Linked DNA regions of Homo sapiens: regions 1 and 3 are each linked to region 2. The links are chromatin loops, found by intact Hi-C in ENCODE. Cell type or tissue: B cell. All regions are shown on one strand.

Region 1 (8,000 bases), 72 kb after region 2:
CAACAGACAACCCACCAAACTGGCATTCCAGCTGTTCTCCTTTTGCCACACTGCCCCTCCTCAATCCTGCTTTTTATGCCTTGGGAGGCCTTCCCTGCAGACTGCTCTCCCAGGCTCCTTCAATGCCTGGCTTCTGATTGGGTTTGCCCTAAGAAGGAGGTATTAATTTGTAGGGTTGCTGTAGCAAAGTACCACAAACAGAGTGGCATAAACAATAGAAATGTATTGTTCCACCGTTCTGGAGGCCAGAAGTTCTAGATCACGGTGTTGGCAGGACCATACTCCCCGTGAAGGTGCTAGGGAAGGATGTGATCCCCTGGTGTCCTAGCTCCTATAGTTCCTTGGCTTGTGACAGCATAACTCAAAATCTTCACATGGCATTTTCCCTGTGTTCATGGCTCTGTCCACACTTCCCTTTTTTTTTTCTTTCTTTCTTTTTTTCCTTTTTTTTTTGAGACAGAGTTTCACTCTTATTGTCCAGGCTGGAGTGCAATTGCCTGGTCTCAGCTCACTGCAACCTCTGCCTGCTGGGTTCAAGCAATTCTCCTGTCTCAACCTCCCAAGTAGCTGGGATTACAGGCACCTGCCACCACGCCCGGCTAATTTTTGTACTTTTAGTAGAGATGGGGTTTCACCAGTTTGGTCAGGCTGGTCTTGAACTCCTGACCTCAAGTGATCTGCCCGCCTCAGCCTCCCAAAGTGCTGGGATTACAGGCGTGAGACACTGTGCCCGGCCGAGTTTCACTCTTGTCACCCAGGCTAGAGTGCAATGGCGCAATCTCCGCTCACTGCAACCTCTACCTCCCAGGTTCAAGCAATTCTCCTGCCTCAGCCTCCCAAATAGCTGGCATTACAGGTGCCTGACACCACGCCCCACTAATTTTTGTATTTTTAATAGAGATGGGGTTTCACCATGTTTGCCAGGTTAGTCTTGAACTCCTGACCTCAAATGATCCACCCGCCTCGGCCTCCCAAAGTGCTGGGATTATAGATGTGAGCCACCATGCCCAGCTCACGTCACCCCCTGCCTCTTTTTTTTTTTTGAGACGGAGTCTGGCTCTGTCGCCCAGGCTGGAGTGCAGTGGCGCATCTTGGCTCACTGCAAGCTCTGCTTTCCAGGTTGAAGCAATTCTCCTGCCTCAGCCTCCTGAGTAGCTGGGACTAGAGGAGCATGCCACCACGCCCAGCTAATTTTTGTATTTTTATTAGAGACAGGGTTTCACCATATTGGTCACGTTGGTCTCGAACTCCTGACCTCAGGTGATCCACCCACCTCGGCCTCCCAAACTGCTGGAATTACAGATGTGAGCCACCATGCCCGGCCCACATTTCCCCTTTTATAAGGACACCAGTCATGTTGGATTAGGGGCCTCCCCTACTCTAGTAGGACCCCACTTTAATCACATCTGCAATGACCCTAGTTCCAAATAAGGTACTAACTGGGGTTAGGACTTCAACATATGAATTTTGGGGGCACACAATTCAACCTGTAACAGGGAAGCCCAGGAGGAGGCCTGGGTGGGAGGAGAGAGCAGTCCATGTATTCAGTCCCCTCCCCTCTCCTCATTTCCAGCCGAAGGGGCATCTGGCATTCTGGCTGTTCTCCTTTTGCCACACTGCCCCTCCTCAATCCTGCTTTTTATGCCTTGGGAGGCCTTCCCTGCAGACTGCTCTCCCAGGCTCCTTCAATGCCTGGCTTCTGATTGGGTTTGCCCCAAGAGGTGGGTATTAATTTGTAGGGTTGCTGTAGCAAAGTACCACAAACAGAGTGGCATAAACAATAGAAATGTATCGTTCCACCGTTCTGGAGGCCAGAAGTTCTAGATCACGGTGTTGGCAGGACCATACTCCCCGTGAAGGTGCTAGGGAAGGATGTGATCCCCTGGTGTCCTAGCTCCTGTAGTCCTTCCTGACTGTTTCTCTCACCAGGCAGCTCCCATCAGGTGCCATGCCTTCCCCTTGTCCCTTTGGCTTCTCTCTGTTCCTAGTCTCTGGGCACCCTGATATCCTTGGTTTGTTTCCAAATCCCTATTCACCCATCTGGCCCTTTCAGTCAAGTCTCCTTCAATCCCTCTGGGGGGAATCCTATTTCTTTTTTTTTTTTTTTTTGAGACAAAGTCTCACTCTGTCGCCCAGGCTGGAGTATAGTGGCGCAATCTCAGCTCACTGCAACTTCTGCCTCCCAGGTTCAAGTGATTCTCCTGCCTCAGCCTCCCAAGTAGCTAGGATTACAGGCACCCGCCACTACACCTGGCTAATTTTTGTATTTTTAGTAGAGATGGGGTTTCACCATGTTGACCAGGCTGGTCTCAAACTCCTGACCTCAGGTGATCCACCCTCACCCTCCTCAGCCTCCCAAAGTGCTGGGATGACAGGTGTGAGCCATCGTGCCTGGCCCAGGAATCCTATTTCTTGCTGGAATCCTAGATGATTCAACTGGTTAAACTACAGAAGGGCTGTTGGCTCATGTAGGCACCCAGATGAGCAGGCTGTGGTTGCCCTTGAGCTCCCGGACCCTACACTGGGGGTCCCTACAGCTTTCTTGGCTCTGCCTCCCAGTGTCTGCATGGCTGTGTGGCTGGAGGTCAGTCTGGCTCCTCTGTAGAGGCAGAAATGGCCAGAGCAGTTCCAGACGTTGTATCTGCAGTCCCCACTGTCCAGCAGGAGAAGCTTGTCCCCCAAAGCATCGATAATGCCCCAGGCTTCACTTGGATTCCACCTCCCAAGGTTACCAGCCCACCTTGGACCCTTGTCTGTGGCCAAGAGAATGCCAGGCACTGCTTGGCTTAGGCCCACAGGCCCCCCCAGGAACACACTGTAGCAGGCTGGGGATGGGCATGCAGGCTGGGGCGGCCCAATCCTCTCAAGTGTTCTTTGAGTTCACAAGCCCTGTTCCTTGGGGTGGCACCTCTACCCCCAGAGGCAGGGGTGGTGTATGGGAGACACCTCCATGCTCCCACCCACCTCTCCTATTGTTAAACTCCTCCAGGATGAGTTCTCCTCCAGAGACCCCACCTTCTCCACCCCCACCCCGGCCGGCTTCCCTTTTCCCTCCCCCAGCAGCCCTGCCTCCTGTCTACTGAGGAAGCGCAGCTGTAGGCACTATTCCCACTGTTTTCTTTCTCTCTCAGCAGGTTTCTCAGCCCCCGAGGATTCACGATCATCTTTGGGAGGAGAGGGCCACTCACATCCTCCCAACTAAGCTCCATGTTGGCCAACTGGGACCACACGCCTCGGGCAACGTCCAAGGGAAAGGCGATCTGGGGGCAAGAGGCATGAGGTTCGGGCACCTCCAGCAGAGGCGGACTTCCAGCCACGGCCCCCACCTGGGCAGAGGGAACGTCTCCAGACCTGTGGAAACAGGAGGAGGGCAGAGCCGACGGTGGGAGGGGGGTCGCATTCAATTGTCCCAGTAGAAAGTCCTGATAGTGCCGTTCAGCTCAGCTCTGCAGGGCAGACCCAGACCCTGAGTAAGGAAATGTGCGAATGGAGATATCCTGCAAAGGGCTTAGGTCATATTGAAAAGGAAAAGCGCAGCCTTCAGAAAGAAGATGGGTGGGGGCGGGGGCGAGCTGACCCTGGTGGTCTGGGGTCTCTATTGCTTTCAGCCCGTGGTTCCCGTCTTCACAGAACCTCGGCAGTCACGGCCACGCAGCACAGAACACTGCTCACCATCTCTCGTAAGCAGCAGTCAGAGCAGGTGCAACCCATGTCACAGATGGAGAAGCCGAAAGGGGACTTTGATGCGGGCCCTCGGCTCAGATCTCACACTGCCCCACCCGTCACCGCTGCGGTAAATGAGGAGACTAAGGCTTCTACCAGGTTCCAGCTCTGGAGTCTGGCCTCAAGGAGAGGCTGTCAGCAACGCCTCTAGCAGCTTCCATCTATCAATTCCTTCCAGAAGCTGCTGAACACACGGGCTCCCCGCCACCAGACATAAATCTCCGCCTCTTTTTCCGGGACTGCACATCCACCCAGTCTCACTTCCAAATGCTGATGAGTTCCTGCTGTTCTTGCGGACACCAGCTGTCATTCTGGAAAGCACGTGTTTCCTGCGGCTGCACCACAGCACCACACGCTGGGGGCTCAGGACGACAGGGGTTGATTCTCTCTCTCAGTTCTGCGATGGAAGTCCGGAATCAAAGTGTCAGCAGGGCTGGCTCCCTCGCTGCGGTTTCTGCGGTTCCACCGGCCCTTGGTGCTCCTGCGCTTGCAGCTACGTCCCTCCAGCCTCTGCCTCCACCTCATCTGCTCTTCCCTGCTGTGTGTCTCTGTGTCTTTCAGGGCCCCACCCCAAATCCAGGAGGCTCTCATCCCTAGACTAGCCTGGGCAACACAGTGAGACTTTGTCTCTAAAACAAATGAAAATTTAAAAATTAGCAAGGTGTGGTGGTACACACCTGTAGTCCCAGCTACTTGGGGAGGCTGAGGCTGTGGTGGTGAGCCAAGATAGTGCCACTGCACTCCAGCTTGGGTGACGGAATGAGACCCTATCTAAAAGAAAAAAAAAAGAAAGAAAAAGAAAGAGAAGGAAGGAAAGAAAGAAAAAGAAAAGAGAGAAAGAAAGAAAGAAAGAGAGAAAAGTGAATGGTGGGTGGGGATGGGGAGTGCCTGCCTAATGGGTACAGCGCTTGTTTGGGGAGATGACAAAGTTCTGAAGATGGACGGTGGCGAGGCTGCCATGAATGTACTTGGTGCCACTGAACTGCACACTTTATTTATTTATTTTTATTTATTTATTTTGAGACGGAGTTGCATTCTATTGCCCAGGCTGGAGTGCAGTGGTGCGACCTCGTCTCACTGCAATCTCTGGCTCCTGGCACCCAGGTTGGAGCGCAGCGGCGTGATCAGGGTTCACTGCAGCCTCGACCCCTTAGGCTCAAGAGATCCTCCCTCCTCAGCCTTCTGAGTAGCTGGGACCACAGGCACGTGCCACCCTGCCCAGCTAATTTTTTAATTTTTTGTAGAGATGGGGTCTCCCTGTCTTGCCCAGGCTGGTTTGTTTGTTGTTGTTTTGTTTTGAGATGGAATCTTGCTCTGTTGCCCAGGCTGGGGTGCAGTGGCACAATCTCGGCTCACTACAAGCTCCGCCTCCCGGGTTCATGCCATTGTCCTGCTTTAGCCTCCCCAGCAGCTGGGACTACAGGCGCCTGCCACCACACCCAGCTAATTTTTTTGTATTTTTAGTACAGACGGGGTTTCACCATGTTATCCAGGATGGTCTCCATCTCCAGACCTCGTGATCTGCCTGCCTCGGCCTCCCAAAGTGCTGGGATTAGAGGTGTGAGCCACCGCACCCGGCCAATTTTCTAATTTTTTGTAGAGATGGGGTCTCCCTGTGTTGCCCAGGCTGGGTTTTTGTTTTGTTTTGTTTTTGTTTTTGTTTTTTGAGATGGATTCTCACTCTGTCACCCAGGTGGGAGTGCAATGGCGCAATCTTGGCTCACTGCAACCTCTGCCTCCTGGGTTCAAGCAATTCTCCTGTCTCAGCCTCCCAAGTAGCTAGGACTACAGGCACGTGCCACCACACCCTGACAGGCATCCTGCCATGACCCTATCAGAGAGATTGCTGGGCCAGACCAGGGCTGCACTGGACACCCAGACCACCAGGGACAGGGGAGGAGGCACTGAAGATACACTGAGGCTCTTTTCAGCATCAGATCCTCTGCCCAGAACTGTGTTCCCAGCACACTGACCAGCCTGTCACATGCCAGCCCATGGCTGCTGGTGCTCCTCAATCTGGGTGTGGCTGGTGGGGAGGGGTTGGGGGAATAAAACAGACAGACAGACAGACAGATCTTCTCTAGGCCTTTCTGCCTACCACTCCAGCTTTTTTCATGTTAATCTTTCCACTCCGAACCAAACCCTGGATCTGCTTTGATGGCAAACTCAGGTCTTTGGGTCAAGTGTGTGCTTGGCTGGAGGTGTGATGTTGTCAGCGGGGGTGGGCCCAGAGGAGCTCATAACCCCTAAATACCTGGACAGAAGGCCCCCTGGCCACCTCCTCCTATAGCCTTTCCTGCACTTTTCCACCAAAGGCCTGACTCAGGATAAAGTGAAGACAATTATTCTTCCCAATCAATAGCTGAGGAGCTCAAAATGCAACTTGAAGCACCCTGAACACTTCTGGGATATTGACCAACCCATTTTCAACAGCATAAAAGGAAAGAGATGACTTTCCTGGCAGACCAGTGAGGTGAGCGGAGTGTCTGAGCTGGGGTACTGCTGGGCGGAAGGAAAGTGGGTGGAGAGGGGGGGTGGTGGCCCTCTTCTTTACGGCTCTATTCCTAGGGGTACAGCAGGGCCTGGCACGCAGGAGGTATTCGGAAGTATCCAGAGAATAAGTCACCAAGGACCCTGCTGTCCTCCCAGGAACGTAAGTGGACCCCTCATGTACCTTTTGTGGTGAAGGGTCACTATTCCCAGTCTACAGCAGCGTCTGAGGCTCAGAGGGCTCAAGTGGCATAGCCGAGACTGGGACTTGGCTTATCTGTCTGCAACAGGTGTCTACCTGCTACACCACAGATGGACCTGGAGGACCTGTGCTGAAATAAGCTAGTGAAATAAGCCAGCCACAAAAAGGCAAACACTAGGCTTGAGGTCCCCAAAGCAGGCAAATTCATAGACACAGGAAGTGGCATGGTGGTTGCCAGGGACTGGGAGTGGGAGCTGGGGAGTTGTTTAAGGGAGACAGAGTTTCAGTCTGGGAAGATGAAAGATTTCTGGAGATGGACGGTGCTTGTACAACAGTGTGAGCGTGCTCAGTGACAGTGGCCTGTGCACTTGAAAGTGGTTAGAATGGGCGGGGCGCGGTGGCTCACGCCTGTAATCCCAGCACTTTGGAAGGCCGAGGCGGGTAGATCATGAGGTCAGGAGATGGAGACCATCCTGGCTAACACGGTGAAACCCCGTCTCTACTAAAAATACAAAAAGTTAGCTGGGCGTGGTGGCGGGCGCCTGTAGTCCCAGCTACTCGGGAGGCTGAGGCAGGAGAATGACGTGAACCCGGGAGGCGGAGCTTGCAGTGAGCCGTGATTGCGCCACTGCACTCCAGCCTGGGTGACAGAGCGAGACTCCGTCTCAAAAAAAAAAAAAAAAAAAAAAAAAAAAAAGGAAAGTGGTTAGAATGGAAAACTGTACACACGCACTGTCATATTTATTTATTTACTTATTATTTTCTGAGACAGAGTCTCACTGTGTCCCCCAGGCTGGATGCACTAGCTCGATCTCGGCTCACTGCAACCTCCACCTCCTGGGCTCAAGCAATTCTTCCACCTCAGCCTCTCAAGTAGCTGGAACTACAGGAGTGTGCCACCATGCCCGGCTAATTTTTCTATTTTTAATAGAGATGGGGTTTTGCCATGTTGGCCAGGCTGGTCTTGAACTCCTGGCCTCAAGTGATCCACCCCCACAGCCTCCCAAAGTGCTGGGATTACAGGTGTGAGCCACGAAACCCAGCCTATTTATTATTATTATTATTTTGAGGCAGAGTTTCACTCTTGTCACCCAGGCTGGAGTGCAGTGGGGTGATCTCAGCTCACTGCAAACTCTGCCTCCCGGGTTCAAGCGGTTCTCTTGCTTCAGCCTCCCAAGTTCCCAAGTAGGTGGGATTACAGGCATGTGCCACCAAGCCCGGCTAATTATGTATTTTTAGTAGAGACAGGGTTTCTCCATGTTGGTCAGGCTGGTCTTGAACTCCCAACCTCAGGTGGTCTGCCCGCCTCGGCCTCCCAAAGTGCTAGGATTACAGGCATGAGCCACTGTGCCCAGCTTTTTTTTTTTTTTTGAGATGGAGTCTTGCTCTGTCACCCAGGCTGGAGTGCAGTGGCATGATCTCGGCTCACTGCACCTTCGCCTCCTGGGTCTCCTGGGTTCAAGCCATTCTCCTGCCTCAGCATCCCCAGTAGCTGGGATTACAGGCGCCCACCACCATGCCCAGCTAATTTTTGTATTTGTTTTGTTTTGTTTTGTTTTGTTTGGTTTTGAGACGGAGTCTCACT
Region 2 (8,000 bases):
TAGTCCCTACCGTGTGTACCTAAAGAAGAGAACTGTCCTTCCCTGGACAAACCACCCACCAGGTCGAGACTCCGATCCGGACGCTCCCTGCACATTACCAGGGTCTGTCACCACCCGCTTTGCTTCTCAGTTCTGTGTGACACCAACGCCCAGGGCCCACAGGGGACGATTATCATTAACCAGTTTGTCCTTTCTTTGACCACATAACTCTTTGTTTTCAATGTTACTTATGAATATTGAGAAAAACTGAGCCGAATATCTGGTGTATGTGGTTATTATAACTTAATCAAAAGCTGTCACATTCATTCCTGGCAGTCACTTCTGCTGAAGCTGTAACTTCCCAACAGGGAGGCACAATGTTTTTCCCTATGGTAGTAGTTTTCAACCTTTTAAAAAGCATTAAAATGCCTTCTAGGCTGAGGCAGGAGAATCGCTGGAACCCGGAAGGCAAAGGTTGCAGTGAGTGGAGATTGTGCCACCTAACTCCAGCCTGGGCAACCTCCATCTCAAAAAAAAAAAAAAAAAATACATATACATACATATACATATATATATATATAATTGAAATCACATTTTCTCATTATACAGATAACAGGTATAGTTGTTTTTTCTTTTTTCTTTTTTTTCTCGAGACACTCTTGCTCTGTCACCCAGGCTGGAGTGCGGTGGCGTGATCTTGGCTCACTGCAACCTCTGCCTCCAGGTTTCAAGGGATTCCCTGCCTTGGCCTCCCAAGTAGCTGGGATTACAGGTGCCTGCTACCATGCCCAGCTAATTTTTGCATTTTTAGTAGAGATAGAGTTTCCCCATGTTGGCCAAGCTGGTCTCAAACTACTAACCTCAAATGATCCACCCGCCTTGGCCTCCCAAAGTGGTGGGATTACAGGCATGAGCTACAGCAACCGGGCACAGGTATACTCTTTTTTTTTTTTTTTCTTTTTGAGACAGAGTCTTGCTCTGTCACCCAGGCTGGAGTGCAGTGACGTGATCTTGGCTCACGGCAAGGTCCGCCTCCCGGGTTCACATCATTCTCCTGCCTCAGCCTCCTGAGTAGCTGGGACTACAGGCGCCCGCAACCATGCACGGCTAATTTTTTATATTTTTAGTAGAGAGGGGGTTTCACCGTGTTGGCCAGGATAGTCTCGATCTCCTGACCTCGTGATCTGCCCGCCTCAGCTTCACAAAGTGCTGGGATTACAGGTGTGAGCCACCGCGCCCGGCAAGGTATAGTCTTAACATTTACCTCAACACCTATGTCTCTATTTTAACTTAATTGCATAATACTGAAAAAAATCTTGATGCACACAAGTAAGTGGCTACAGTGGTAACGGTTTGCTTTGCAATCTCAGGGAAATTTTCACTTAAACAGAAACAGCATGAGAAACTTTGTTCTAACATCTATATAAAGACAAACTAATGTGCTGACCTGAACCGTGTTAATATTTAAATCAGACAACAGTTAAAATGGGCCCCTTTTACTGTCTCTAATTATCCCTCAAAAAAGTTGATTAAAAATTAATACCTATGTGCATACTGCCCTACCATTTAAAAAATAAGAAAAGTCGGTGGTTTATGCCTGTAATCCCAGCACTTTGGGAGGCCGAGGCGGGCAGATCACGAGGTCAGGAGTTAGAGACCAGCCTGGCCAACATGGTGAAACCCTGTCTCTACTAAAAATAAAAAAATTAGCCAGGTGTGGTGGCGCACACCTGTAATCCCAGCTCCTCAGGAGGCTGAGGCAGGAGAATTGCTTGAACCAGGAGGCAGAGGTTGCAGTGAGCCGAGATAGCGTGACTGCACTCCAGCCTGGGCGAGAGAGCAAGATTCTTGTCTCGGGGGGGAAAAAGTGTACTTTGAAAAGAAAATCAAAAGTTGGTCGAGTTTAGCATTCTGCCTTCTCAGAACCTTAGAGTTGTGGGGTTGGAGGCCAAGGCCTTCCTCTGAAGACTCTGAGGCAGCCTCAGCTGCCCACCCAGTGAATTCACTCATTTTATCTAAGACTCCATCTGAAGAGGGGGCTGCCTCCATGCACAAAGTGAGTCTAGGAACCACTGCACTGGATAATTTAAAACTCAAACTGTTTTGGTAGATCACCCGTGGCCAACGCACCCTGGGATGAATTCCATCAAACCTGCAGAGCTATCAGGGGACACACCAGATACACAGCCTGCACATGGCCTATAGAATCAGGTGTCCAAAGTGAGAAAGGAAGCGTGGAAGGAGGAAACCAGCAGGCGTGCAGAGGAGCAGCTGCTTTCATCCCCAGCAGCGACACTTCCAGCCCGCGGGCCTGACGGGGACACCTGCCCACGAACCCCCTGCAGGGGACACGAGTTCTCCTTCCTCTCCGAGTCCATCTTTAAGATGGTAACAGAGCTCTGAATCGTCACCATTTTATCATCAGATGATTTCATGTCAACATGGACCTAGAAATACTGTCTCAAGAGAAACTTCCTCCAGAACTTCATTCAAGAGGATCACAATCTGCACCCTGGCTCCTACAGCCTAGATAAAGGACTTGTCCTTCTATACGAAGCATGCAGATACGACAGCAACCAAGAGAAGAGTACAGTACACAGTTCTGACAGGATGCGGGCGACAGGGAGGCCTGCGGGCCAGGATTTCAGTTTAGACTACTGCCCAACTGGGGTTGAGTGGGCAAAGCAGATGCTGATTGGTTGTCTTGGCACAGAGAAAAACCAAAGCAAGAAAGCTGCCAGATAGACAGTCAAAGAGAATGTTCTCCCTCAAATTTTGCTACTAACATTTTTTATAAAATATTTATTTAGAATGCTAGCTCCTACCAAATTGCTATAGCTATAGAAAATCCTAAAGAATAAAAGGATTTACATTGTAAGAAAGCCCAAAACTACAATTTGGCAGAACATCTGTAGAATTATAACTAATCAAACTGTACTACGGCAACTTCAAAAAACCAACTGTGCCCCTAGATGAGTCAAATGCCGCCTTCAATTCTCCCTGACAAAAGTAAAATACCAAAGACATCAGCTTATGTATCAAAAAAAAAAAAAAAAATCCATGTGCTAAAAAATTCACTGGAGAAAAAATGTCCAGAAGGCCACATGGTCTTTGGCAACCACTGGATAAACAGCAGTGGTTAGGAATTTCCAGGGGCAAACCAGTAAAACCCAGAGGGGGCCCTGTGCAGCCTCTCAGGCACATGGCGGGCTGGCAACCAGGAAGAGCCAGCCCCAAAGATCTGGACGCCCTCTCAGGGGAAATGCAGGACGCTCAGGACTGAGGCAGGACATCAAGAGAGCAGCCATGTAAGCTCTTGTTTCTGACCTGTTTTCTAAAAACAAATTCCACTTAAACAGCATCTCCCTTTAAAGCATTTCAACTCATTCTAACAAAATCTAGAGCAGCCTGGTCAGTGAAGTTAGGAGCACTGGAGTTAGCAATGAAATGGGTGAGTTAAAGAAGCAAGTTAGTTATCTGCCACACTGATCCCAATATTAAAATGAAACCAGACAGGGATCATGCTTTAAATAGCCAGGACACTCAATCAGCATTTAAGTGCTCAAAGTTAAGCCAAACAGCTTTCATGGATTCCTGAGAAGAAAATTACCACTTTAAACAAATAACAGACTTCAGTATTAGCAGAAGTGAAGAACTTACAGAAAGCTTAATTGGCACTTAATTTGAGAAAAGCAGAAGGTCTAGCACATGAGACAGGAGGAAGGCCTGGCAAGCGCCACTTGGGGGCGCCTCCCGGAGCACGTGCCCGCTGTGTACTGTACTTACCCCGTTCCACTCTACGCTCATACTCACTTCCTCCCCTCCGTCAGGGCCACTCTCGTACTTGACCACGTCCACGTTGAGGCTCTCACGGCTCCTGCGCTTCTCCATGTTCTCAGGGTCATTGAGCACTTCTGCCACCCTCTGTTTGTGAACATTGTCAAGACCCTGTGAGCCAGGCAGGGGAAAATGGTTTGACCCATTAGCACTTAAGATTTTCTTAGGTATTTCTGAGATACTTCGCTAGAAAAAAAAAAAAAAAACAGTTCTTAATCACTGGAGGGAAAAACATTGGAAGAGTGGTTCCTTGGAGGGGGTGAGGGTGGAGGCGGGGAACTGGAAACACAAAGGACCCCTCAGAGGAACAGTGATGGGGCTGGGATTGCACAGGGTGTGTACCCGTGTTCAACTATTCTGGGTCTATACCTAGGACTGCAACTGCTGGGTCATGTGGTTTTCTAAGTTTAACTTTTAGATAAGCCATCAAACTTCTCCAATGCCTGAACCATTTTACATTCCCACCAGCAAGAAGACATGAGACTCCAGCATCTCCACCTCCTCACCAATGCCTATTTTCCATTTGTTCGCTTATTATAGCCAGTCTAGTGGGGATGAGGTAGTATCTCACTGTGATTTCAGTTAATATTTCTATAATGACTAAAGATGTTGAGTATCTTTTCATGTGATTGTTGGCTATCTGTATATCATCTTCAGTAAAATGTGTATTCAGGTCCTTTGCTCATTTTTTAACTGGGTTGTCTTTTTGTCTGGATACCAAAACCTTATGAGATACATCATTTGCAAATATCTTCCCCTGTTGCATGGGGGTCTTTTCACTTTTTCTTTTTTTTTTTCTTTCTTTGAGACAGGGTCTCGCTCTGTTGCCCAGACTGGAGTGCAGTGGTACCATCTAAGCTCACTGCAACCTCCAGCTCCCGGGTTCAAGCGATCCTCCCACCTCAGACTCCCAAATAGCTGGGACCACAGGCTTGGGCCAACACACCTGGCTAATTTAAAAAAAAAAACTTTTGTAGAGACAAAGTATCACTATGTTGCCCAGGCTGGTTTCCAACTCCTGAGCTCAAGGGATCCTCCCACCTCAGCCTCCCAACGTGCAGGAATTGCAGGTGCTCAGCACCACACCCAGTCCCCTTTCACTTTCTTGATGATGTCCTTAGATGCACAAGAGCTTTTAACTTTGGTGAATCCAACAGATCTAGTTTTTATTTTGCTGTTCATGCTTTTGGGGTCATATTCATGCTATTTTATTTTATTTTATTTTAATTTTTGAGACGGAGTCTCGCTCTGTTGCCCAGGCTGGAGTGCAGTAGTGCAATCTCGGCTCACTGCAACCTCTGCCTCCTGAGTTCAAGCGACTCTCCTGCCTCAGCCTCCCCAGTAGCTGGGACTACAGGCTTGTGCCACTGCACTGTGTTTTTAGTAGAGATGGGGTTTTTCCATGCTAGCCAGGCTGGTCTCGAACTCCTGACCTCAGGCAATCTACCCACCTTGGCCTCCCAAAGTGCTGGGATTCAAGTGTGAGCCACTGTGCCCAGCCTCATGCTTTTTTTTTTTTTTTTAAATTGAGACGGAGTCTCGTTCTGTCACCCAGGTTGGAGTGCAGTGGCATGATATCGGCTCACTGCAGCCTCCACCTCCCAGGTTCAAGCGATTCTCCTGTCTCAGCCTCCCGAGTAGCTGGGATTACAGGATTACAGGCGTGTGCCACCACGCCCAGCTAATTTTTGTATTTTTAGTAGAGACGGGGTTTCACCATGTTGGCCAGGCTGGTCTTGAACTCCTGACCTCAGGTGATCTGCCCACGCTGGCCTCCCAAAGTGCTGGGATTAAAGGTGTGAACCACCACGCCCGGCCTCATGCTCTTTTAAACAATATAACTTTATTTGTTCAAACTAAAATAATCAACATTTTCTATTTCTAAATCAAGCTTTCAATAAAATTCATGTAAAAGAGAAGCATTCAATTCAAAGTTCCCATGGGCCGGTTAAGGACAGAAGTATGACTAACCTGTTTACGAGACCTCATAGCAGCTTCTTCTAACGTTTCTGCAGCTTCAAATTTGCCTTGACGTCTGTAAAGTGCCCCAAGGTTTTTTAGAGTGGTTGTAACAGTTGGACTGTAAGAAAGCACATGACATACAGAACTATGACATATAAGCTCTGAACAACCACTATCAACAGCACATAATCTAAAGAACTAACAGACTTCTGTTTTGGCTTGAATATATTTTAACTTTCTCTTGTACTTTTCTGAAACTGTAAAATTGTAAAGCGTTCTTCCCTCTCAGGTAGCTCTACCTCCCATGACCCTGGCCCGTCCTGTAGACAGCCCCTGCAGGCCAGGCTAACACCACACTCCATCCAGGCTGAGGCGGCTCTCACAGACCACTGGCCACTCTGTCAACAGAAACATCTGGGCCAGGTCTGTGTGGTATCAGCATGCTTTCCCTGGAGACGACTTGGTCTGCGCTGACAGTAACGACGAACAGTGCTCTGAATGTTGCTGCTCACGTGCTGCCGTCTCCCCTCAAGTACCCGGGAGAAGACAGCAAAGCAGAACCTCCTTATCAGTGGGGTGTGAGGGCAGAGGATAAATGCTTCATGTACCAGGGAAGCAATAAGCAGATGGCCGAGAGGACGGCTGTGTTTCTGTGTTCTTTCTTTCTTTCTTATTTTTCAAACTGTATCATTGAGCTTGATGTTTCTGCATTCTTGATAGAGCAGACTTACTAAAAAAATTATAAATAAACCTAGATTCATTTTAGCATAGATAAGTACTTCGAGAGAGTTCTGTTCACTTACTTACAATAGGCATTTTGGGTACAGAAATAAAGAAGCTATTTTCTATGTCTCTGAAACAAGTAATCTATGGTAAGTGCTATGGGAGCCCTAGAGAGAGTTCAGAGAGTTTTCTGAAAATAGATGAATGGTAGGCTGAGTCTTAAAGGATGAGGAAAGTTAAGAGTGGAAAGACACAGTGGCTCACACCTGTAATCCCAGCACTTTGGGAGGCCGAGGCGGGTGGATCACCTGAGGTCAGGAGTTCAAAACCAGCCTGGCCAACACGGTGAAACTCTGTCTCTACTAAAAATACAAAAAATAGCCAGGCATGGCGACAGACTGTAGTCTCAGCTATTCGGGAGGCTGAGGCAGGAGAATCACTTGAACCTGGGAGGTGGAGGTTGCAGTGAGCCATGATCACGCCATTGCACTCCAGCCTGGGAGACAAGAGCGAAACTCCATCTCAAAAAAAAAAATAGAGTGGAAAGACAGCCAAACAGGTGAGCCACCTGGACCCAGGGACAGCAGCCATCACAGAGGGCAGTCTGCACAGGCTCGGGCTCAAGAGGCAAGGCTCTCGGGCCGGCCACGGAGGGGCCTACACTTCCCTCTGCAGAGGACAAGGCCCCATGGGCTGTGAGGAAAAGGAGTGTGTGTGGATCTGTGTCTCCAGCGCTGTGTGTGAGGGGCTGGCTTTCCCAGGCCTGCTGGCATGCTTCTCATGAATTTACTGTATGGTTTCTGCCATTAAAAGTAAAAGTAATGGCAAAATCGCAATTACCTTTGCACCAACCTAACATGATAGTGGGTTTTATACATGTAAGTGATCTCATTTACAAGGTTAGTGGGGTTTTTTTAATTGGAATTCGGGAAAAACATGGGACTGTGCACTTAAGGAACACTACACATTGGTCATTTATAAGCTGCCCTGTAGAACACAATTACCTTCCCCCTGCTTTTTGGTTTTTCCAGCCAAACGCAATTCCAGACATACCTATCAACTTTGCAGGCTTTGTACCAGCCGCCATACTCTCCAAAAGATGTCCCATCCTTTTGCTTTCCCTAAATTATAAGAAATAATTTCAAATGAATAATTATCTTGAATGCAGTATATACAATTTAGAAAATCTCAAAATAATAAATTCTTACTTTGCATTCTTCTCTTTCTTCAGCATGCATCCAGATGGGTTTATTTTCATCTAGGGAAGAAAACACAGCATACAGGTTGAGCATCCTTAATCCAAAACTCCAAAATCTGAACTGCTCTAAGGGGAATTTCCTTTGAGTGTCAAGTCGGCACTCGAAAAGTTTCAAACTTTGGAGCACTTTGAATAATGGGATATTTAACCTGTACTATAAATGAAGGATAACAGAGCCTGCTAAGTAAACTAGAAATCATGAAGCCTCTGTGGTTTTTTATTTTTTTGAGATGGAGTCTCA
Region 3 (8,000 bases), 110 kb after region 2:
AGCTCCCTGTATGTTTCCCTTCCTTAACACATCCTGTCCTATTACCAAATTCAGTTTCAAACCTAATTTAAGGCCAGCCTTTCAATACTCAGCAAAGCCATCAATAGGATTCTGGGACCTTAGTAAGAATCAAAACAACTTCTCCCATCTGTTAGGAGAGTGGCTGTCTCCAAAGCCCTTCCAAGCTATGAGCCGACCTAGTCCTACCTGATATGATGACAGACCTATGGACACGGCACATGTGGTGTGCACACAAGCACACACACATGTACACACGTGCACGTACGCACACACATGCGTACACACGCACGCATACACGGCCAGGTCAGCATGGAATGCGCTGACAGCCATGGGGCGCGGCGAGGCCCAGTAAGGCTTTGCAATCCGACTCCCGACGTGAGAATCCAGGCCACGCCACATTCTCACTGTGCAATTCTGGTGAAGCCTCAGGTTGCTCATCTATAAAATGGTAAAGATAACAGTATCTACTTCATTGGGTCACTGTGGGAAATGCAACAGGTGATATATGCACAGGACTTGCACAGTGTCCAGCACAGGACCCAAAACTGTGAGTGCTCATTCTCATGCTTACTGCTGGATGCAGCATCTGCTCCAGCTCTGCCCCACAAGACCCCACCTCTCCAGGGCCCGCAAGACCCCACCTCTCCAGCAGCCAGCAAATAGCAACAGAGGTCCTGGCATGGGGGTGACTCAAGCTCCTGGCCCTTTATTCCAAATGAATCAGGTGAGGCAAAGGATTAGTAGGAATGGCACTTTAGCCCAATGACAGACTTGGCTTTTGGGGTCGATGATTTTGGATTTTCTATCAGAACAACTTTTTGGCAGCAGACATCTGTTTAACGAACAGCATGAGATGTTATTCAGGCCTAACACTGACACCAGGAGAAAATAAGGAGAGGCTATTTTGAGCACTGAACTGAGATCAGGAATCAGAAGAAAAGCTGCTTTGGAGGGAGAAGCTGCAAAGGCTGAGACCTCAGTACGAAAGTCAAAGGTCAGAGGTTGGTCATCCATCATAACCACCTAAAATCCGGAGAGAAAGGAGGGAGCTGAGATTGGAGAGCCATGCCTGGGAACTGGGTGTGCAAGAGAACTTGGACAGGGGTGTGCCGAGCACTGCCCCAAAGCAGGCCAAGGACCGCCCTGAACTTCCCCACCTCTCTCACCGCCCTTCCTTTCCCTTTTCATGGACTAGCTCAAACGCAAAGAAAGCAAAAAAAACAATCAAACAAACACACTAACCTGATTCAGTTCTCAGGCCCAGGCCTTTAGTTTTTAGTCTTGAGTGAATAAATTCTTCTTTTTCCTTAAAAAAAAAAAAAAAAAAAAAAAAAGGCTCTCAGAACTCCTTTCTCTGTCTTTCCATTTTTCTTTGGCTAGAGCACAGCTCACGGTGTACTGGAGAAGTTTAGATGTGGATTTTCTGAGAAGCTAGTGACCCATCTCAAAGCTCGTTTAAAACCCTCTGAATGTGGTTAAAAGTTTTGTGCTTGAAACAGGATTTGAGAAGATGTTCAATAAACTTTGGGAGACGCTGTTTGTTTATAAATCCACAGAATAGGTCAGGCACAGTGGCTCACACCCATAATGCCAGCACTTTGGGAGGACGAGGTGGGTGGATCACCTGAGGTCAGGAGTTCCAGACCAGCCTGGCCAACATGGAGAAACCCCGTCTCTACTAAAAATACAAAAATTAGCCCAATGTGATGGTGGGCACCTGTAATCCCACCTACTTAGGAGGCTGAGGCGGGAGAACTGCTTGAACCCAGGAGGCGGAGGTTGCAGTGAGCCGAGATCACGCCACTGCACTCCAGCCTGGACAACAGAGTGAGACTCTGTCTCAAAACAAAAACAACAACAACAAAAAAAACCCTCCACAGAATATGATAAATATACCCCACCAGACATAGCCCACTCAAATGGAAAGTCAAAGTTTAAATGTTGCCGGGCACGATGGCTCATGCCTGTAATCCCAGCACTTTGGGAGGCCAAGGCAGGCGAATCACCTGAAGGTCAGGGGTTCAAGACCAGCCTGGCCAATGTGGTGAAACCCCATCTCTTCTAAACATACAAAAATTAGCCGGGTGTGGTGGCGGGCGCCTGTAATCCCAGCTACTTGGGAGGCTGAGGCAGGAGAATCGCTTGAACCAGGGAGGTGGAGGTTGCAGTGAGCTGAGATCATGTCACTGCACTCCAGCCTGGGCAACAGGAGTGAAACTCCATCTCAGAAGAAAAAAAAAAAAGTTAAATGTTTTTCTTCTGGTTTAGACTATTTATACTTCTTTCTTACACAGTTTATTTATAAGTATCCTGTTAAGAATTTTGAATTCTCTGCTGGGCATGGTGGCTTATGCTTGTAATCCCAACACTTTGGGAGGCCGAGGTGGGCGGATCACGAGGTCAGGAGATCAAGACCATCCTGGCCAACAGAGTGAAATCCCATCTCCACTAAAAGTACAAAAATTAGCTGGGCACGGAGGTGTGTGCCTGTAATCCCAGCTACTCGGGAGGGTGAGGCAAGAGAATCACCTGAACCTGGGAGGTGGAGGGTGCAGTAAGCTGAGATCGCACCACTGCACTCCAGCTTGGTGACAGAGCGAGACTCCGTCTCAAAAAAGAAAAAAATTTTTTTTTTTTTGAATTCTCAGGAAGAATGACAACACATCACAAAAACGGGTTTCTTTTTGAGGGTCTCACTCCTGTCACCCAGACTGGAGTGCAATGGCGCGCTCTCGGCTCATTGCAACCTCCGCCTCCTGGGTTCAAGCAATTCTTGTGCCTCAGCCTCCCAAGTCATGGGGATCACAGGCATATGCCACCACACCTGGCTCATTTTTATATTTTTAGTAGAGATAAGGTTTCGCTACGTTGGCCAGGCTGCTCTCAAACTCCTGGCTTCAAGTGATCCACCCCTCTCAGCCTCCCAAAGTGCTGGGATTGCAGAGCCATCATGCCCCACCTAAAAAAACCGGTATTCTCATAAAGATAAACACACACACCTATGTGTGTAAAACATGTACTTCTAGTTCTGGCTCTGCTGCTCACACATTGCATCCTTCAAAGTCTCAAGATCTGTGGTTCTACGAATGACCATTTCTTATATACAGTTACATATTAGTTTTTAAAACTATATGCATATATGTACATACAGTGCGGGGGATGGACTGAGACCCAGTACTACCACGTAACAAATAGCAAAGCAATATACTAAACACCTAGCACCCTCAAGTGGCCAACTGTGTTATTTCTCATTCTGATCTAAAACTTTTTTTTCTTTTTTTTTTTTTGAGACGAGTCTGGCTCTGTCACCCAGGCTGGAGTGCAGTGGCGCAATCTCCGCTCACTGCAAGCTCTGCCTCCCGGGTTCACGCCATTCTCCTGCCTCAGCCTCCCGAGTAGCTGGAACTACAGGCGCCCGCCACCACGCCGGGCTAATTTTTTGTATTTTTAGTAGAGACAGGGTTTCACCGTGTTAGCCAGGATGGTCTCGATCTCCTGACCTCGTGATCTGCCCACCTCGGCATCCCGAAGTGCTGGGATTACAGGCGTGAGCCACCGCACCCTTCCGTTCTGATCTAAAACTTAAACTTACCTTACTAAAAGTCAAATTCTGGTTTGCCCAGAACTGTTGATTCCATTCTTGTGTTTCTTGTCTTAATTTTCTAAGCTTTTGTTCCAATGGAGATTCATTTTCAGGTATGTAAAAGTGAACAGGTCGAAGGTTTGAATATTTATCTGGGGGTCCTATCCAATCATGGCAAGACTTTCTTGGAGGGCAGAATCTTGAGACCTTTAACAAAGTAAATTGGATTAACATATGACAAAATGAATCTCTAGTATTATAAAATGTACAATCTGGATTTATTTATTTACTTAGAGACGGAGTCTCGCTCTGTTGCCAGACTGGAGTGTAGTGGCGTGATCTCAGCCAAAGTGCTGGGATTACAAGTAGGAGCCACCACACAGGGCCTAGTTTCTGGTTTAAATAATAACAGCCCTTTCCCGAAACTCAACCACCTTTGCTAAGCTTTCTTTTTTTTTTTTGAGACAGAGTCTCACTCTGTCGCTCAGGCTGGAGGGCAGTGGCGAGATCTCGGCTCACTGCAAGCTCCGCCTCCCAGGTTCACGCCATTCTCCTGCCTCAGCCTCCCAAGTAGCTGGGACTACAGGCGCCCATCACCACGCCCGGCTAATTTTTTTGTATTTTTTAGTGGAGATGGGGTTTCACCCTGTTAGCCAGGATGGAGCTAAGCTTTCTTAAGCTAATGAGAGACCCTACCAGGCTAGGAGGAGGTGAGGAGTCTGAATTCTGGTAAGGTGCCAGCCATCATTCCAGAGGTCACAAGATCTGCAACTTCTCCAATTACTCCTGCATCTCTATTGCAGAACCTAAGATTGGCTTTTTGAGATATCTTTTCAGGTTTTTTGCAAGTCCAACGTGATGGCTCCTCCTGGACCCGCCCAGAAGCCACTCGGCATGCAGGAGGATGAGTCCCACACCCCTGTGATTGCACCCAGACCAATCGGCAGCAAGCACCCATTGCCTAGCCACCTCCACCCCTTCCTCCAAACTATTTTTGAAAAAATCTAGCCCCCAGATGCGAGGAGAGACTGATTTGAGTAATAACTCTTCCATGTAGCATGGCTGGCCTCACATCAATTAAACTCTTTCTTTTTTTTGAGATGGAGTCTCGCTCTATCGCCCAGGCTAGAGTGCAGTGGTGTGATCTTGGCTCACTGCAACCTCCGCCTCCCGGGTTCAAGCGATTCTCCTGCCTCAGCCTCCTGAGTAGCTGGGATTATAGGCATATGCCACCACGCCCGGCTAATTTTTGCATTTTTAGTAGAGATGGGGTTTCACCATGTTGACCAGGCTGATCTTGAACTCCTGACCTCAGGTGATCTGCCTGCCTCAGCCTCCCAAAGTGCTGGGATTACAGGCGTGAGCCACCGTGCCTGGCCCTAAACTCTTTCTTTACTGCAATGCCATGGTCTCCATGAACTGGTTTTGTTTGTGCAATGGGCAAGAAGAACTGTCAGGGAGTTATAGTGGGGGGACCCTGCTATTCAAGACCTGAAACTATACTGCTCATCGTCAGGGTTAAAATACACTGATTTGATGCTGGATCAATTTAGGAATCCTTTTTAGAAAGTAAAGGCAGGATTGCAATACAGACCTTCAACATTTTACCCATCAGTCTAAAAACTATATACAATCACCAAATATCCCATTAAAAAAATAAAACCTACATTTCTAGCCAGGTGCGGTGGCTCACGCCTGTAATCCCAGCACTTTGGGAGGCTGAGGTGGGTGGATCACCTAAGGTCGGGAGTTCGAGACCAGCCTGACCAACATGGTGAAACCCCATCTCTACTAAAAATACAAAAATTAGCCATGCGTGGTGGCCGGCACCTGTAGTCCCAGCTATATGAGAGGCTGAGCCAGGAGAATTGCTTGAACCTGGGAGGCAGAGGTTGCAGTGAGCCGAGATCGCACCACTGCATTCCAGCCTGGGCGACAGAGCGAGACTCCGTCTCAAAAAAAAACAAACAAACAAAAAACCAAAACCTAGATTTCTACAAATGTTGACTTTTATTATTTTTTTCCTTATCATACATTAAAGGACTCAGAAAATGTTCATGGGCTTCTCCCCCAAGTCTTTGCATCTGTGATATTTAGCTGTTGGTAGAAACTAAGGTGAGTCCCACCAAAGGGACGGCACCACGGTCCACCCCCCTAGACTGTGGCCCAGGACGGCGACTCCTTCCCTCCTCCGAGCTGACCCGGGTGTCTGCAGCTCAGTGGGTTTCGCGCTAACCGTGCATGACCACTGTCCAGGGCTGCACCCGCTCTTTTCTGCTCACAGGCTCCCCATCAGGAAATGTTAAAGGAGCCACCTAATAATTAGCTGCTTTTTCTAGCTGCCCACATATCACAAAGCAAGCTCAGAGAGGTGTCAAGTGTGTTCGGCTACTTTTCCATATTTATCTACCAGTTATCACTCACATAAACTGCTTTACGGATAAAGCTGGTGTACCGATATTTTCAAATCATTGTTTGCCATTATAATGTGAGAGATGTTATCTTCCTTTGTTCTTCCCTATAACCACATGTTTCTGCCTTTATTCACGGAGGAGCTACTATTTAAAAGCGAGGACAAGCAGCTTGGGGGAGGAAAATGTCCTTTGGTAAGAGGAAGAGCCCTTTGTAGTGCGAATAATTACCATAATTGCTAGTTTCCACAGTACAAGCCTATGATTCATGGTGTCCCATTGGCTATGCTGGGGACAGAAGGCTCTTCCATCCGGCCCTCATGTCTGCGGGGAGGGCACGCTAGACCCTCACAGTCTCCTGAGAAGCAGCCTCAGTTCTGCCCTTGTCACAGAGAGGCACATGTGCATTCCTACTGGTCAGGCCGAATCTGCATCTTTGGGTCTGGGAGGGGAGTTAACCTTCCGGTTCTTGTGAAAATCTTTTTTCAGCCGGGCGCGGTGGCTCACGCCTGTCATCCCAGCACTTTGGGAAGCCGAAGCAGGTGGATCATTTGAGGTCAGGAGTTCGAGACCAGCCTGGCCAACATGGTGAAACCCCGCCTCTACTTAAAATACCAAAAAATAAGCTGGGCGTGGTGGTGTGCACCTGTAATCCCAGCTACTTGGGAGGCTGAGGCACAAGAATTGCTTGAACCTGGGAGGCGGAGGTTGCAGTGAACCAAGATCGTGTCACTGCACTCCAACCTGGGTGACAGAGTGAGACCCTGTCACTATATATATATATATATATATATATACACACACACATATATATATACGTATACATATATATATATATACACACACACGTATATATGTGTGTATATGTGTACATGTGTGTGTATATGTGTATGTGTGTGTATATATATGTATACATGTGTGTATATATATGTGTGTATATATGTGTGTGTGTATGTATGTATGTATGTGTGTGTATATATATATATACATATCTCCTTTCTTCTTAACTGTAAATTGGCAGGCTGGAGAGCCCTACACCAGGCTTCTCCATGCTGGCTCTGCAGGCCAGGCCTGCCTCTCCAGCCCCCTCTGCTTTTACTAAGCTCCTGAGTACTCCACCAAGGAGCACTCCCACCCCAGCATCTCTCCCTCCAGAAGCCAAGATTCGGAAGGGGAGACACTGAGACGTTTCTCCTGCACCCTATTCCTGGAAGTGCCCGTACATGACACAAAGCTACCATGGGGAAACCACCAGGGAATAATGAAGAGAAAAATGTTAGCAAGCTCTTAGCGTTCTTGCTTCCTGTTCTAACTCTCAGTTCTATAAAGGCTTTGAGTTCCCATCTGAGAAGGAGTCAGGAACTTCATATTTACTGAGGGTTAGGGTCCCCAGCCCCCTATTCTACATGGATGCTAGACAAATCCGCAAACCCGATCCAGCAATATAAAAGAAGGATAATCCACCAGAAGGGCAAACACTAGAAAGTCAATGAAAACAGTCTCCTAATTTCAGGAATGCCAACGAGATGGGAGAGCTATCCAGGCTGGAACACTTTCACCCAACGCTGGAGTGACCACAGCAGGAAGCCACCCCTGCTGTATACATACGTTAATTATTTTTATTATCTTTAAGGCCCTAGTCAACCATCTCTTTCCCACCACCAACAGACACAAGGCCTGCACCTCAGTATTGTCTAAAGATGATTAGACAATTTGTCTAAAGATGATTTGTGGGCTGGGCTTGGTGGTTTACACTTGTAATCCCAGCACCTTGGGAAGCCGAGGTAGGTGGACTGCTTGAGCTCAGGAGTTTGAGGCCAGCCTGGGCAACAAAGTGAGACCCCATCTCTATAAAAAAAATTTTTGTTTTCAGTCTCTGTAGAGACTGTCAAAAATTGCCAGTGCTGACTATATTGCAAGTCATCACGGCAGGGTATTGGGAAAAGTTTTCAATTATCAATAATCACACCTCAGATAAATCTCAT

The links. Hi-C counts contacts between places; a loop is a spot of excess contacts. Peaks named below come from ENCODE experiments on the same cell type or tissue, not always from the same donor. Only the 100,000 strongest peaks of a DNase experiment are listed, where the experiment ranks them.
Region 1: it touches region 2 in a loop (8-fold over the local background); 7 of 110 quality-filtered maps call a loop at or near these places.
Region 3: it touches region 2 in a loop (27-fold over the local background); 39 of 110 quality-filtered maps call a loop at or near these places.

The regions. Positions count from the first base shown.
Region 1 is chr14:103,603,324-103,611,323 of GRCh38, reverse strand. No RefSeq gene overlaps it. Among named protein-coding and RNA genes, the nearest start is that of KLC1, 22 kb to the left of the region's middle. RefSeq lists enhancers at 3,654-4,053, 4,094-4,143. In B cell, a CTCF peak has its summit at 4,098; DNase peaks (open chromatin) are centred at 3,893 and 4,033; H3K4me3 peaks cover 951 bases; H3K27me3 peaks cover 2,928 bases.
Region 2 is chr14:103,675,311-103,683,310 of GRCh38, reverse strand. It overlaps KLC1 (kinesin light chain 1), which reads right to left. Exons shown (of 17, transcript NM_001394837.1): 10 at 7,710-7,759; 11 at 7,555-7,622; 12 at 5,788-5,896; 13 at 3,766-3,927. Among named protein-coding and RNA genes, the nearest start is that of XRCC3, 36 kb to the left of the region's middle. In B cell, CTCF peaks have their summits at 3,497 and 3,700 (motif pointing right); a DNase peak (open chromatin) is centred at 3,760; H3K27ac peaks cover 1,172 bases.
Region 3 is chr14:103,567,434-103,575,433 of GRCh38, reverse strand. It overlaps COA8 (cytochrome c oxidase assembly factor 8), which reads right to left. Exons shown (of 5, transcript NM_001370595.2): 2 at 3,614-3,811; 3 at 1,264-1,327. It also overlaps the pseudogene RNU4-68P. Among named protein-coding and RNA genes, the nearest start is that of COA8, 8.5 kb to the right of the region's middle. In B cell, CTCF peaks have their summits at 3,036 and 3,236 (motif pointing left); a DNase peak (open chromatin) is centred at 3,213.